2 separate regions of the Mus musculus genome follow, and region 1 is linked to region 2. A link is a loop called in an ENCODE intact Hi-C map of the cell type or tissue named here. Cell type or tissue: heart. All regions are shown on one strand. Each heading gives the region's core, and the rest is flanking DNA. Links, peaks and the distances in the headings are about the cores only.

Region 1 (7,868 bases), core at 1,154-6,153, 220 kb before region 2:
GAAATTCCAATTTTTGTTTGATTTGATTTGATTGTAATTTTGGAAAATGAGTCTAACTGTGCTTCCCATGGGGGCCTGAAACTCTCTGTAGCCCAGACTGGCCGTGATTGTGTGATCCTCCCAGCCTAGCTTCTACGTCCGTAGTCTGTGTATATTTTTAAATTAAATGCACAATAGAAAGTGTATCTCTGACCGCGCCTCTAGTGTATTAAGTTGGGTTAATTTGCTATGAAACTTTGACAAGTTCTTTAGTTTCTCTGGGTGTCAAAGTGAAATAGAAATGAAAGCCCCTAGCCTACTTCCCACAGAGGACTAGCTTGATGATCAAGAAAGTGTAAAAGGCAGAATCCAGAGTTCTTTTGCTTCAGGGCTTTCATGCTGTGTATGAGATTCATGCTCTTGGCTTTTATGTGACACCCACAGGTACTACCACCCACAACCCTCTACGTGCTCTCCTTCCTGACTGACTATGGTCAATGGAGAACCACTCCTAAGACGAGAATGCAGTGAGCTTTTTGGAGCAGACATGAGTCTGAAAACAGTGGCATAATGGGACCAGGGCATTATGAGATCGCTGAGAACAAAGGGATTCTAGGCTGCTGTCACAGAAGTCCTGATATGTGCTCATGCATGAATCTAGCCTATAAGCTTGTAATGATCCACCAGCCTTCTAGCCTATAACAAGTACATTCACAACCACACATTTCAAGACTTACCAATAAGGAAAGACCATTTATGACTTTATTGCCCATCTGTATTATCTTGATGCTTTAAATGAGTTTCCTCTCCACACTGTACATGGAGGTGGGAGCAGGCTCCATGGCTCTGCAAACATCACGCTGCATAGTTTTCTTCCCTGGAGATAGTTCTGCTTTATGGTTCAGCTTTTAGCCTTCCGTGTGAATCTGATGCTGAGTGAACTCTGTGTCTACAACCAATATATCAAACCTTCTTAGAGTTTCATAATTTTATCCTGTTCCATCCTAAAGTTTTAAGATTTTTTTTTAGATGCCATTCTTTACCTCAGACAAACCAGCTTCCCCATCCACTTCCCTGAAAGCTGTTATAATAGCTACTATGTTGAACTGGGATTTCTTGCCGCCATGTTTCTCTCTACAGCAGAGAGATGTAGATTGTGAACATGGTCACTGACCAAGTGCCCTCCATACCAGAGCCTGAGATGAGCAGTCAGCAGATCACAGGGATTCAGGCCCTATCCTCAAGAAGCTCACAATCTACTTAGTTACCAGACCAGAGAAACCCTAGCTCACGGAGAGGCACATAGCAATGTGAGAACTGAAGGCTCAGCTTCACTCAAGGCTACAAGGCTGGCTTTCAGAGAAAATAAACACTGAAACTGGTCTTGAAAAGCAAGACAAAGTTCAGTGAAAATAGAAGACACTCCAGGCTGAGCAAGAGCCTAAAGACAGGAAAATGTTGTGTTTGAGAGCTCTGTAATCAGCCAGTGCAGTTACGCGTGGGGGATCTGGGGATAGAAGACTGGGAGGTAGCTTAGGACTTGATTTAGAAGAAGTTTGAATGCTAGTCTGAGGCATTTCTCTAAGACTTGTTTTTCTGTTTCTGGTCTCAGAACTGGTCACAGTAGTGAAGTTTCATAGTTCTAGGCAGGGTTAAATTAGAGTGTCAAACCTGGAGCCTGAGTTTACCCATTCAAACCTTGTCAGAGGCCTTCTAGCCACCTAGCTCAGATTTCTTGCTACTAAAATTATCGTCCTGATTCTTGGCAGTGTTGTAAGGACAAAATTGTAAACATAAAAGCCATGTTCATGATGTTACCTAGATTATCCTGGACAAGCCATTCCCTTCTCAGATACATTTTCCTGTGCTATTACAGGGGATATTTGAAAGAAACAAATAAGATAAACAAAATGTTGCTTTGTGGGCACTGGAAAACATAAAAAGTCATGGTAAGATCATTAAAATAGACTTCCACTAGTTATGTGTCTTACTAGGGCTAAGAGACTTGTGTCTTACAAAGTCTATTTCTGAGACTCTAGGAGTTGTCTGCTAATTGGGAAAACCTTGTTATATTTTTTTTACTTTAAATTTATACATAATTGTTTATAATTGTGTAGTGCTGTATGATACTTCAGTGCATGCATATAATGTGCAATGGTCAATTGCTTTATGTATCACCTCAAATAAGTATTATTTCTCATCTCTACCAGCTACTTTGAAGTATACAATTATCTGTTGTGAACCATAGTTTTCCAAATGTGCTCTAGAACATCAGAAGTTATTCCTCCTATTTACCAGAATCCAGCCTGTTTATTGTTCTCCCTTTCTCCCTTTCCTTTGCCCCCTAGTCTATACTCAGTTCCTCGCCAACCTCTTTTAGGTTTGTCCAGTAAGTGAGAGCATGTAGTGTTTGATGTTTTATGTCAGACTTAAGTTAACAGAAACCTAGAAATGAGTTTACCTTTCTAATTGATTCTCAGGAAGTCTTTACAGTGCAAATGTTAATCCTGTGTCACGACAATGTGCTCGAACTTGCAGATGACTTGAGGGAAAAAGATGAATCATTTCCTTCCCAAAGGAAGCGACAGTGTTGAATCATGTGTATTCCACATTCCCCAGGTTTCTCCATGTGTATCACATTGGCTCTTCGCTAACACCAAGGGAATGGACCCCACTACCCTTCCCTATATACTAAATGAAAAAGCAGAACAAAACAGAGCAACTGAGGCACTGAAAAGTTCAGTCTTCTGCCCGGTTTCTCATATCTAGCAATGGATGGAAGTAAGATTCCACCCAGAGAGTTTGACTCCAAATTCCATTTGTTCTTAACTGCTGTGCTCCGTTGCCTCAGTAGGCTCCTTAGATAGGTAGGCTTTGATGTTGAAAATCGTATATGCACAGCAACTGGAGTGACTCTAACCCTTGTATAGACTAAGGTTCTGAGAAGATATTTTAGGACGCATCTTAAAAGGCAAAGAAGAACTGGGGGCATTTGAGGGCAGGGACTGGAGATTTCTTTTCCCGAGAGATTGCCCTTGCATAGTCCAGCTCAGTGGAAGAAAGTTGAGCTTTCTAATACCCAATCACTGGAGGTTTGCTGGGGGTGGGAAGGTTACAAAGAATGAAGTAAAAGGGCACTTGGACATCTTCCAGGCAAGCCGTGCAGTTGCATGAATTCTACAGATAAAAGTCTCAAAATAACTGGGGGAATGGCAATACAAGTGGGGACAAGTAAAGGGGAGACATCTGGATGATATGTCTCTGGCCTATGGATTTGTGCTATTTAGATAGACACCATTGCCTCTTGTTCTTCATATTCTCCGCGGTGTGGTTTCCACCTCTCCTAAGATCCCATTCCACCACCTTGGCTCGAAGAGCTTTAGCCCCGGTTTGAATTAGATTGTGATGCCTTTAGTGCTGGCTCATCTCAGCATTGGCGGCCATGGGAGCTGCGTTTACTTATCGGCTCTCTGCCAAGTAATGACTGCCTTCGCTCTTATTCCCAAGGTGCCAGATTTACTCTGATTTATTTAACCTTGGTTGGAGAGAGTATAAAGATGATCAGATAGTGCCGATCTCTTTAGAGTGCCCAGGACAGCTCATTTTAAGAGGGAGAGGTCCCATGGAAAGGCAGGGAGCAGACTCCAGGGAAAGACAGTTTTACAGTGCCTTGTTGAATAGGGTGAGCGGTGAGGTAGTTTAAGTCTACTTCCAGTTTCAGCCTTTAATTGCTAGCTCAAAACATTGCATTTTGAATTTAGGAACAGTATGTTTGTGGTTTTGTTGTGGGGATCCTTGTACTGAATCTCTGTTTCTGAGTTGGAGCTTAACATTCTAATTAGGCCTGCTTTTTTTTTTTTTAATTTCAAAGCTTAGACCTACCTCCATCACCTTTGCCATGCCACACAACACAGGATGTAAGCACATGATCTTTGGTCTGTTATTTGCATACTCTACTAGTCCTGCCTTCATTGGCGGGAAGTAACTGGCCAGACCTGGGCTGTCTTGCTGGCTGCCTTCCTTGCTGGGCTCCAACTTATCTTCTATATACATAGCCCTTGGAGTTCAGAGGCCTCTGCTGACTTCTGCTCAGCCTCTGGCTCTCGGCACCCACATCCCCACTTGTACATCCGGGAGCAGAAGAAAAAGACAGAGCTGGAGATAACCTGTGAGAGGCTCAGAAGCCCAGTGCATCCCCCTGTCATCACCCCTGCCTACCTGCTGCTGTGGCCACGGCAACAGACAAGACAGCTAGGAACATAGGAAGTGAGGTCCAATACCTTGTGGGCAGTGGTGTCATTAGCTGCAACGCCTAAGATGTCTCGAGAGATGGGAGAACTCACTCAAACCAGGTTGCAGAAGATCTGGATTCCACATAGCAGCAGTAGCAGCCTGCTGCAGCGGCGAAGGGGCTGTAAGTGGGGGTTGTCATTTGTGGGTGGTGGAGGTGGGTGGGTCTAGAAGAACAAACGCTGTTCCCCATCCACTCCTACCCTCACACAGAAGTTGGACTAGATGATCAGTTGAACGAAATTGCTAGAGGCTAATGTGAGAAAGGATATGGAAGTAAGAGAAAGGCAGGTAGAGAAGACAAAGAGTGAGGCTCAGATAAAAAGAGCCCAAACTATGGGGACCCCCGACCTAAGGGCCGTCTCTCTTTATTCGAGAAATTGTCAGAATGCTGCTTCTCTGGAACGTGAGTGTCCTAGTGTAGTGCTACCCGAGAATATTTTATTTTAGCTCCTCTTATGAAAGATCTGGAAACAGGTCTTGTTTAATTTATGCCAGGGTGAAAGAAGGTGATGGTTCCTGGCATGGTGTCTTGGAGGCTAGGTGCTGAGTCCACAACACTACCATATCACTGGTCCGAATTGCCCTTCCTCTTAAAAATAAGTCTGTGCCCCGGCTGGGAACGACTGAGTACATTGCCTTGACATTTAGAGACAGTCTTGCTGTTCTGAGGACTTGAGGGGAAAGACAGTGTCACAAAGCCTGGTCTGTTTCTGAGTTGGAGCTTAACATTCTAATTAGGCCTGCTTCCTTGATTTCAAAGCTCAGACCTTTGTCATTTTAAGGAGGAACAGAGGCAAAGTTTGTAAATAGGCTTTGAAACCGAAGTATACAATTTCTCATAGATAAGCAGGGATAATCGTGCAACAAGGTGTTTCCAGCCCAGCTTGAGAGACCAGAAGGGGGCTAGAGATAAGACATCTGTGGCCTGCAGGACTCGGACAGCTAAGGAAGCTGCTGGACTCTTAATGTTAAGGGAGGGGTAGGCCTAATACATAAGGGGAACAATACTTCATCATAGCAGTTTCAGGGAGATGTAGGATATTAGATTAGTACATAGGATGAAGGATATGTATAGAAGAAGCAGAGTGGAGCACAAAATCCTGTTCTCCATTGTTCTTTCCATCAGCAATTCTAAATACTCCTCTAGAGAGAAAGGAATCTGGATGAGAGAATAAGGTTCTGCATACGTAGGTCTCCCAGAGTGAAAACCCCTATATTCTTGAGAAATCTGCCTTTCAAGTTGGAGAGGCAATATACATTAATGACTTTGCAGTCATGTAGAAGATACAGAAGACAGCTGGCCATGACCAATACTCAGGAGGCAGATTCGGGGGAACTTCCTGCAAGTTTGAGAACTAGTCTTAGCCTCACAGTAGATTCTCAGCCACGCAGGCCTATATAGCAGGCTCCATCTCAAAAGCAATCCAAGCTTGGTCTCTGTAACTCCTTGCATGGGTGTTTTGTTCCCAATTCTAAGAAGGGGCAAGGTGTCCACACTTTGGTCTTCGTTCTTCTTGAGTTTCATGTGTTTTGCAAATTGTATCTTGTATCTCGGGTATTCTAAGTTTCTGGGCTAATATCCACTTATCAGTGAGTGCATATCATGTGAGTTCTTTTGTGACTGGGTTACCTTACTCAGGATGATGCCCTCCAGGTCCATCCATTTGCCTAGGAATTTCATAGATTCATTGTTTTTAATAGCTGAGTAGTACTCCACTGTGTAAATGTACCACATTTTCTGTATCCATTCCTCTATTGAGGGACATCTGCCATACCCAGGGATCCATCCCATAATCAGCCTCCAAATGCTGACATCATTGCATACACTAGCAAGATTTTGCTGAAAGGACCCAGATATAGCTGTCTCTTCTGAGGCTATGCCGGGACCTAGCAAATACAGAAGTGGATGCTCACAGTCGGCTATTGGATGGATCACAGGGCCCCCAATGGAGGAGCTAGAGAAAGTACCCAAGGAGCTAAAGGGGTCTGCAACCCTATAGGTGGAACAATAATATGAACTAACCAGTACCCCCCAGAGCTCGTGTCTCTAGCTGCATATGTATCAAAAGATGGCCTAGTAGGCCATCATTGCAAAGAGAGGCCCATTGGTCTTGCAAACTTTATATGCCTCAGTACAGTGGAATGCTAGGGCCAAGAAGTGGGAGTGGGTGGGTAGGGGAGTGGGGGAGAGGGTATGGAGGACTTTTGGGATAGCATTGGAAATGTGAATGAAGAAAATACCTAATTAAAAAAAAGCAATCCAAGAACAACCTCCCACAGCCCCCCCCCCCCCCGCGCAGGACAGAAAAAAATATATTTTAAATCTAAGCTCCACATTCCTTAATTGTGCATAAGAGTAATACCAGATGTAAGGCTGTGTAACTTTAAGTCCCACCTCCTGTCTTTGGAAACTTAGACAAGCCTATTAGCCTTACTTTGCTTCTGTTCCCTCACCTGTAAACTGATGTTGCTAGCTGTACTGTTGAAAAAATTAGATAAACCAAAGCAGGTAATGTTCTAAGAAGAATGACTATACCATAGTATGCACTTGGTAAACAAAAGCATAGTTGCCTGCTCTTATTCACCATCATACCTAGCATCAAGTCCTGAGCCTGGCCTAGAACAGATGCTCTATAAATCATCACTTGGCTGCTTTTACTTTTGCCATTGCCTTGTGTACCCAAGATACTCCTTAGGGAATAACTAATTTGTTACTATAAACATTACTTTTGTAGAAACTTGTGTTTTATAGTAGTTTGATGCTATATATATGTATACACACACACACACACACTCATATATATAAATAATTGGTTTGTTTGTTTGTTTGTTTTTTAGATATTTTCTTTATATACATTTCAAATGCTATCCCAAAAGTTCCCTATATCCTCCCTCCACCCTGCTTCCCTACCCACCCACTCCAGCTTCTTGGTCCTATAGTTTATTTGTATTTGACAGACCTAGTAAACTTTCTTACTAGTTTAGGTAATTTGTGTGCAAACTACAGCTTTTATTTTTTTTTCCCAGCAATATTTTTCCTTATGATTCTTAAAATATCTTTTTTCTTATATTAATATAGTGCTAAGAACACCCCCACCTCTAGAACATGCACACACAGACATCCACACATGAATGTGCATGTGCGCGCGCACACACACACACACACACACACAGTATAATGTTAAAAAGTCTGTTAATAGTGTGTATTCATAAGATAATCATGATCTTAAAGAGACTGATTTTCAACTTTCATCATTGACTAATTAATTATAGGGTTCTTTTGCAGGTATCTCTTAAGAGAGTAAGAAAGTTCCTTTTTATTTGTAACTTGACATAGTTTTTTTAAAACTGAATTGGTGTTGAAAATGAATGTATAGAATTACTTTCTATATCTATTGGTTTACAGCGTGATTATTTTTAACTTTAACTTTTTTGTGCTACATGGCTGTTTTTGTTTTTGTTTTTCGTTTTTATGAGCTAATCTTGCAGTCCTGGGGCATAAACGTACTTCTAGATTTAGTTCACTAAAATTTTGTTGAGTACTTGAGTATTTTCTTCAGGGGAGATTCTATTCTCATGTTGTCGTTTTCTGGTTT
Region 2 (7,868 bases), core at 1,558-6,557:
AATGAGTTTCTTCACATCTCCAAAGAGTGAGTGATGAATCCTGGGAATATAGAAAGCTCAAATAAACAAATAAATATAATCAGATCTGGTACACTTCCCAGATGATGGCAGAGGCATTTAATTCCAAGACAGAAAAGAGATTTACAGCACAGAGAAAGCTCCATGGAAGCTCAAGAGATGGTTGAGAGAGTGAGCAGAGACAAGAGCCATTTCCCCATCCACACGGGTCAAAATCTTGGGCCCACTACCCAGCCCAGAATCCCCACCCCCAGCTCCACCAGACCACCAGGCTGATGCAATCCTGGGAGCGTCCTCTCTTGCCAAAAGACAACACGGACAGCAAGCGCTGAGAGAGCCCAATCATACCCAGGGCGCAGCCCCAACTTGCGCAGCACCTCCCAGATGACAGCTGCAAGAGGAGGCAAGAAGGAGACAAAGACAGAAATTGAGCATCTGGAATTCAGGCAACAGCTACCTATTCAACTGCATGCCCATCCACTCACCCTCACTGGACCGATTTCCATTCATGAAGATGATGCTAAGAAGCACCATGAGGAGGCCCAGCTTAGGTGAGTCCTTGGTCCTAAGATAAAGAAAGTTTACGTTCATGAGCCATCATCTGTAAAGCAGCTTGCTAGGCTGCCCTCTCCTAGATCCCTCAGATACAGAGAATTCAGCCTACTCTATGGTCCCAGCCTGACCTAAGGCAGGATGCATTCCCTCTTGAGCCAAGCTCTCTACACACCAAAATGCTACTCCTACATAGGGTTAGGACATGGAAGGATGCCTGTCAACCCAAGCAAGTCTAATACCACTACTACCCACAGGGATCCAGCGTGTGTGGGAGTGGGGACAGGGGTGTTTAGTCCTTCTTTCCTGAGCTTCTAATAGGCCATGGAGAGAGGGATGGATGGGTGGAAGCAGAGGCCCATTCCCACCCTAGCACTTTCCCGGCTTACGTTCCCAATATGCCTGCATCAGTTGGCTCTAAGGTACTGAGAAGAATATACAAGTGGTCATTCTTGTCAATTTCTTTCAATTGGATTCCAAATACCTATGGATAGGAAGAAAAACTTATAAAATCATAAAATTCAGCTTCCAGGGCTTCTGTAGTTTCTTTTATAGCTAAGGGTTTTCTGCACATGTGAATGTGTGTGTTTGTGTGTGTGTGTGTGTGTGTGTGTGTGTGTGTGTGTGTCTGTGTGTGTCTGTGTGTGAAAGAAAGTAATGGACTATTGTATATAAAGCACATAGTTATGTGCTATTTATACACATAACAAACATAGGGTGGTTATCCATAGCATCTTTGTAATCAGGGGGAATTTAGGGAGACAGAGGGGTGAGCATCTGCAACACATGAGATGGTGTATCCAGCAGCAGGCAGAAGCCAGGACTAAGCTGCACAGCTTTAGCACTAGCTGTGTTTCCACAGCTGACTTGCTGTGTGGTCAGTGGCTGCCCCTCCCTAGGCCACCATGTGCTCAACTCTACAGTGATGAGGATGCAGTAGGTCTCTGCTTTCCTCCAGGAGGGTGCTCATATGCCTTTCTTCTGTTTAAAGCTTCCCCAGTGCACCCATCCCCCAGGGCTGTCCCTTCACCTTCTCCAAGGAATAGCCTGCTCGTTCAATGATTTCAGGGTATACATCAGTATATTCTTTGATGATGTCCTTCAGCATATCTGCAAATGAGAGTGTTGCAAGCATCTGTGCTGTAGAGATACCAGGTAACCCTGATGCCCAATCAACAGACCCTTTGTTGTCCAAGCCATGGGTGGCAGAACCAAGTTGTGGGGGGGCTTTTCAATAGAGATCCCACTGTTAGGAGAACTTTGTGAAAAGGGACAGGCGCGTGAGAATGAAGGCTGTCCCCAGCACACTGGTGAGAAGACAAGAGAAGGCAGAGCTCAGGAGAGAGCACGTGTTTGTAGGACTCTACCTGAGCGTCTGATGGGAATCTTTGTCTGGTCTTTAGCCAACAGGTACTTCACCAAGTCATTTGCCTAGGAGAAAGAAAAATGATGAAAAGACCAAAACAAAAAAAAACAAAACACAGAAAACTCCAAAGCACAACAGAGAAGACATCAGGCAACACAATTGAAAAGGTGAGACGTAGAGGGTGGAGTCCATACCCTTCCTTGTAAAAGGGCCACATCTCTGGGTGGGGGTGCCTCAGGTTCCTGGGATGACTGTAGCTTCGCAGCTCTTCTTCGGGCCTTGCCTCTGCGAGCTCTAGGTGACCTCAGGGAGAGCAAAGCTCTCCGAGCCCAGGCAGCCAACCGAGTCCTTGATGCCCTGCGGGCCCAAAAGGCTATGGGTCCCCTTGAAGCTCTGCGAGCCATGGAGGCCATTAGGGCCTTTGAGACCCTTCGACCACCTGTGGCTTCTGAAGCCTGACTCTGGTCACTGTTGCCATCCTCTTCTCCATCCGGGTGTTTCCCCTGCATCGAAAGAGGGGAAGGTCAATATCAGCAAGTGGTGCAGGTGGCTCTTTCTCTTAACTCAGTCTCTTCTGGAAAGCACACCCAACGCTGTCTCTTCTAGGATACATCCCCACAACCCTGCCCTTGTAGTAAGACTCTGCCTCACTGGACACTAGCCATCCTGAGTCATGGGCTTATCACTGACTACCAGTTGGGAATTTCCTCCCTGAGTGGATCAGGAACAAGTCAGAAATAAGGCCTGAGGCTTTCGTCTTCCCACATCCACCCCTGACCTGACTCTGCTTCTAGCACCATTGACGAGCCAGTCCTCTTTCTTTCTGGGCATCAGTTTCCTGCCATACAGAATGGTACCATAAGGAGTTACTTTCAGATATGAGACTACACATGTGAATAAGCCTACCTCAAGGTCTATAGTGTACAGCTACTCTGTACATATAAAAAGCTGCATTCCAGTCAGCATGAAGCTATGTATATGCCTGCCTCATCTCCCCACCAGCCTGTGAGCTCTGTGGATACAAGAACTGTGACACACTCCTGTTAGTGTGCGCTGGGTCTTTCAGGAACACAGGAATTGTTTTAATTTTGGCAGACAAATGAACAAGAAGATTGTGGAGAAGCAAGGATGGGTATGTCTTACCTTTTGGGTATTCTTGGCTTTGACCTTGGGCCGAGTATCCTGGTTCTCCTGAACCTGGACAGCTGTACCCTCAGGCTCTGGTTCATCTGTCCCAGCCTGAGAGGCAGGAGCCTCAGTCTCCGGAGCCTTTGTATTGACCTTTGGATCGGTACCACAGCTGACCTTTTTGGTCGGGGTTGTAGGCATTGTCATAGCCTGCAGGTCAGACTTCTGCGTCTTGGTGTCAGCTGCTGGACTCTTGTTTTCAGTTGCCAGAACTTGGGTCTCACTCAGCTGTGTGGTAGGTGAGGCCTGGGTGGCAGCTGCCTCAGACGCCTCTGGGGCCTTTGAGACCTCTGTCGCCTTTGGGTTCCCAGAGGCTTTTGGAGCCTTTGCAGCCTCTGAAACCTCTGGTGCCTTTTCTGCCTTTGGTGTTTCTGAGACCTCCAAGTTCTGGGTCACGGTCAACAGGTCCTGCATCACGGAGCCGCTGTCCTTTTCTGAAGCTTTGCCCTGCAAGGGAAAGCAAGGAAGTTCACTGACCTTCTTCCCACCCCTCAACAAGGCAAATGGTCCCAAAATTAGGTGGCTACACTTCTCTGACCTGTAAAGACTCTTACCTGTGGTGTGCTCTGACCACCCCAGCCTAAACAGGCTTCCCAGTTAAAAAGTAATGACAGAACCAAGGGCCCGCCCACCCTCTCTCCCTTCCTCTTGGCCTCCCCTCCACTGGGGAGAGGGGATGCACCCAGGCAAAGAAGTGGGTGGAGAATGACAAGGATGGGAGGAGAAGCTCCAAGGATTTAGGGCAGCAAAAGGGGCTTGAAAGGCAAGCAGCAAGAAAGGGGGGGGGGGGGTATCGGTCTTACCTGAGAGCGAGCTGGATCTGCACCACTCTCGCTTGTGTCAGACATGTCTCAAGTTCACCTAGCAAAGCTGAGTTCAAAGAGAAGGCCTGGGTCAAGTGGAGAGCCCGCTGAACGTCGTATCCCTTGTTCTGCCTAGAAGCTGATCCTCACCTTCTTTAGGGCCCCAAAGCCCAGCCCCTCCCGGAGCCCCAACCAGTAGGTGCTCAGATACAGAAATTCTGTCTCTAGGTCTCAGTTCTCTGCAGCCGCACCCTCCCCTCCTCCAGGAAGATGTGCCAGCGCGGCAGCTCTGAGGACCCCGCCCCCTTTTCCCAGCGCACCCCCCCCCAGCCGCAGGCTTAGAGTGCGCATGCGCGTCTTCTGCAGCGCCCTTTCAACCCCGCCTGCTTTCCCAGTACAAACCCGTTCTTTGAAGTCCACCGTGCACATGCGCATTCAGCAGCTGGCCCAGTCTCTGCGAGCCCTTCTCAACACGCCCCTTTCTAGCTATACATAAAGCGCATGCGCAATGTCCACGGTCTCAGTCCAGCACCCAACTCCTATACACGCCCCTCTCCAGGTCCGCAATGCTGTTCAGCCCCGCCCCCTCCCCAACAAACCTTCCATCCAAATTGTCGCAGTGTCTGGTGGTCCTAGCCCCTCCCCTACTCACAACCACCCTATCAATTTCACAGAGCCTCCAGGTCCCGCCCTTTATCCTAACACGCCCCCCTCCAAACGGTAAAACCCAAATTGGTTTGGCTCCTTCCCTGTAACACCCCCTCCTCAACTCAGGATTGAACTAGTGATTCCATCTTAGGCCCAGCCAAACGGGGTCCAGTCCCCTCCCTTCCTAGCTGGATGGATTCGGTAAGATTTGGCTCTTAAGGCAGGTTTTCTCCAGATCCCAGAGGGTGGGGCCGACCCCTAGCAGGCTCTCATCCAAAGCTGGGGCCCATGACTTACCTCGTCCTCCTACAATTCCCGAGTGTGTCCACTCTCTCCAAGCCCCTCCGAAACTCAGATACTGCCCTCCCCACTAAAGGCCGGAAGTGGTCCCGCCCCTTTCCGCCTCCCTAGGGGGCCTCCGTCCCAGCCCGTCTGCCCCTCCCCCCTCAACACTCCTTATTCCCCCCCTCCCTATTCCCTTGCCTAACTCCGGACTCCCTATTTCCCATCGCATTTCCTATTTACTCTACAGAAATCTCTTCCCATTCCTTACATCCTTCTCTGTGTTACCTATGCAACCCCCCTCCCCAGTGTCCCTTAACCCTTCTCTGCATCCCCTATTCTTGTCCCTGGATCTCGCCTTCCCCTTCTTATTTCCCCATATTCTTCCTTCTCCTCCAAGCATGCACAGTTCCCCTTTTTCTCCCCTCCACCTCTGCCAGTCTCTGCTGTCCAGTTCATATACAGCTTACTACTTTCTTGGTCGTTCTCATTCTCACACCGCATCAAATGCAGCACTTCTGCTCCAGCTATAGTGGTCAAATAAGAATTGCCCACCTGCCCAGCTATAGGTTTCAGGTAGTTAGAACCACTGTCTGCTCACCAGGAAAGCCCAATGTTGTTCCCTCACCTTGTCCTCCAGTGAGTCTGGGATGCGTGTGCCTGCTCCTCTCAGTCCCTCTCGAAGTCTCAGCCTCCTGGACTAGAGCTGCAGACAGCCCAGCCCAGCCCAGCCCCTTTCCGCAGCCCCCTACCCCCCGCCCCCTTCCTCGGGGGTGGGGCAATGGGGCCCTGCTCAATGCTGTCTGACGCCAAAGCCCATGTTTATGCCTCTGTACCAGGTTCGGTCTGAAGCCCTTCCAACCCAAACTGCCCCCACGAAAACGATTCATTCATTGAAATTATTTATTTTATATCGTTATTTTTCTTACTACAAAAGTAGTGTGTTGTCATGTGAAAACCAGAGAAATGCAGAAATATGTAACAGAAAATTAAAAGCTATCTTTAATCTCCTTCCTCAGAAATACTCATGACATTGAGTACTTTGATAGACATTCCTCCATTAATTTTTTAATTTGTAGTCTGATTATGTGCACTTTCTCCCTACACCGGCTATACTAGTTACCTACTGTTCTGTAACTGCTTTTTTTCAAGTTATATATTCAAACCTCTTTCCCTTAGCATATGTTTTTTTAGAAATGTATAATGTTTTCTTGTATAACTGTCCTATAATTTATTTACTTAGTTCAGCTTCGTGTACTTTCTGGGTTGTTTCCCCCTTTTCGAACTATTACAAACAATGCTACAAGGACCATCCTGGTGTCTATATTGGACTGTTTTGTTGTTTTATTATGTTTTGCTGATTCAATTCATTTGAAAAAACTACCATTTTCAGCGTAAGTTAACTGTACAAAGTAATGACTTTTATTATGGCATTGACAGATTCACCCTCAATAACGTTTTTCACTAGTTTGAAATGGCACTTCTGTTGCCTGATAAATTCACATAAACAACTGGGTGTCTTCATGAGAACAAGATAAAATGTAAAGACAAAGAGAAGTAGACAAAATATCATTAGCAATAGAGCAGGTGAATGCAGACCCAGAAAAAGCTTATTATAAACTATAATTCACGGTAGTTATAGAAATAAAATTCAAGATCTTTCTTATACACAAATAGTCAGAAGTCTGCTTCTTGAGGTCACCTTTGCCCATACTGGACAAATGAAAGATAGCCAATCCTTATGGCTTTATGGACAATTTGATTCACATACATTTTCACACATCATCAAGGCGGGTTTATATATTCGTTTCATTTCCTATAAACTGTTACTTCCCCCAAGTTTGTAATGTCACCCTTCTACTTTCTTATCTCCTAGGCTCTCTCTGCTGAGCACAAATGAATAGTCTCTCATTTTCTTCCAATTCTGGTGCCCCAAATTCCTATCCTATCCAACTTATGGAAAACTTCCAATACCAAGAAAATAAAGTTCTCAAACCTGAGGGTCCTGAGGGTCTATGAAAGCACCCTACAGCTGGTCACCACATAGATGTTGTAGGTGTGTGTTTTAGAAGATCTTAGGTGTTGTATGGGGATTAAGTGTCTTCTTGGAACTAGAGAGCATAGCTATGACCTTGGTAGTCATCCAAACAAGCAGTGCTTGTGGTTTGGCCTAGAGTGTTAGCAGGGGAGATAGTGAGGAGATTGGTGGGGGCGGGGTGGACTGCTAGGACTTGATGAGTAATTGGATTGTGGAGGGGTGGATTGGAAGGAGGAACATAGTCAAATATTGGCATCTTTCTTTAACAGATAGTGCAGATAGTGACCCTTTCAGTGAGTCATGGAATAATGGAGTTAAAAAGGAAAAGAACATTGATTTTATGGCACTGGTGGTACATCCAGGTAGAAATGTCAAATTGGCAGTTGGATAAGCCTGTCTGAGAATCAAGAAAAAGGTCCGAGTAGAGGGTATCAATCTAGAAATTGGCACTTGTATACTTTAGGGTAGTAGTGCAGTAAATAACAAGAACTTAATTCCTGACAACTTTGCTGAATTTCCTTTAATGAGAAACATGTATGCCTCATTCAGCCATTGTATTTTCGAGTCTACACTGTGCCCCAGTTTCCTGGTGGTTCTCAGTGTCATATTGGTATTCATGACAGTGAGTGGATTTTCAAGAAACACCTATCTCTATTTGCCAACCTTTTTCTTCTGAAAATTATATCTAGTTGCCCATATACCAGTTAAACAACACACTTTACTATCAGAAGATGTGTTCTCTCACCTAGGAACTTCTTCCCATGAAACTGCTTTCTGTGTGCTCTGTTAACAATTTCTAACATTTAGAACTCCATGTTGATTCACTTGTGGTCTCTGGAGGAACAGAATTAGAACCTTGCATACTATTGAATTTAATGAAGTAAGCTCAATTCATGTTCATCAGCCGGGCAATGCCCTTCCTCTCTTTTACTTCCTTCCTAACACAATGGCATAAATATCCTTATCTTAGGAC

The links. A loop is a pair of places that touch in the nucleus more often than their neighbours do. Peaks named below come from ENCODE experiments on the same cell type or tissue, not always from the same donor. Only the 100,000 strongest peaks of a DNase experiment are listed, where the experiment ranks them.
Region 1: it touches region 2 in a loop (2.6-fold over the local background); 3 of 42 quality-filtered maps call a loop at or near these places.

What each region holds. Positions count from the first base shown.
Region 1 is chrX:150,590,382-150,598,249 of GRCm38, forward strand. Pfkfb1 (6-phosphofructo-2-kinase/fructose-2,6-biphosphatase 1) reads left to right here and starts at 4,047. Exons shown (of 14, transcript NM_001374173.1): 1 at 4,047-4,393. The coding sequence starts at 4,297. In heart, for the core only: no CTCF peak of the experiment used is centred there; a DNase peak (open chromatin) is centred at 3,100; H3K27ac peaks cover 1,053 bases.
Region 2 is chrX:150,808,744-150,816,611 of GRCm38, forward strand. Maged2 (melanoma antigen, family D, 2) reads right to left here and starts at 5,602. Exons shown (of 13, transcript NM_030700.3): 1 at 5,486-5,602; 2 at 3,928-3,994; 3 at 3,080-3,571; 4 at 2,131-2,439; 5 at 1,938-2,001; 6 at 1,601-1,680; 7 at 960-1,054; 8 at 504-583; 9 at 367-409; 10 at 1-40. The coding sequence starts at 3,972. In heart, for the core only: no CTCF peak of the experiment used is centred there; DNase peaks (open chromatin) are centred at 4,348 and 4,928; H3K4me3 peaks cover 2,777 bases; H3K27ac peaks cover 1,882 bases.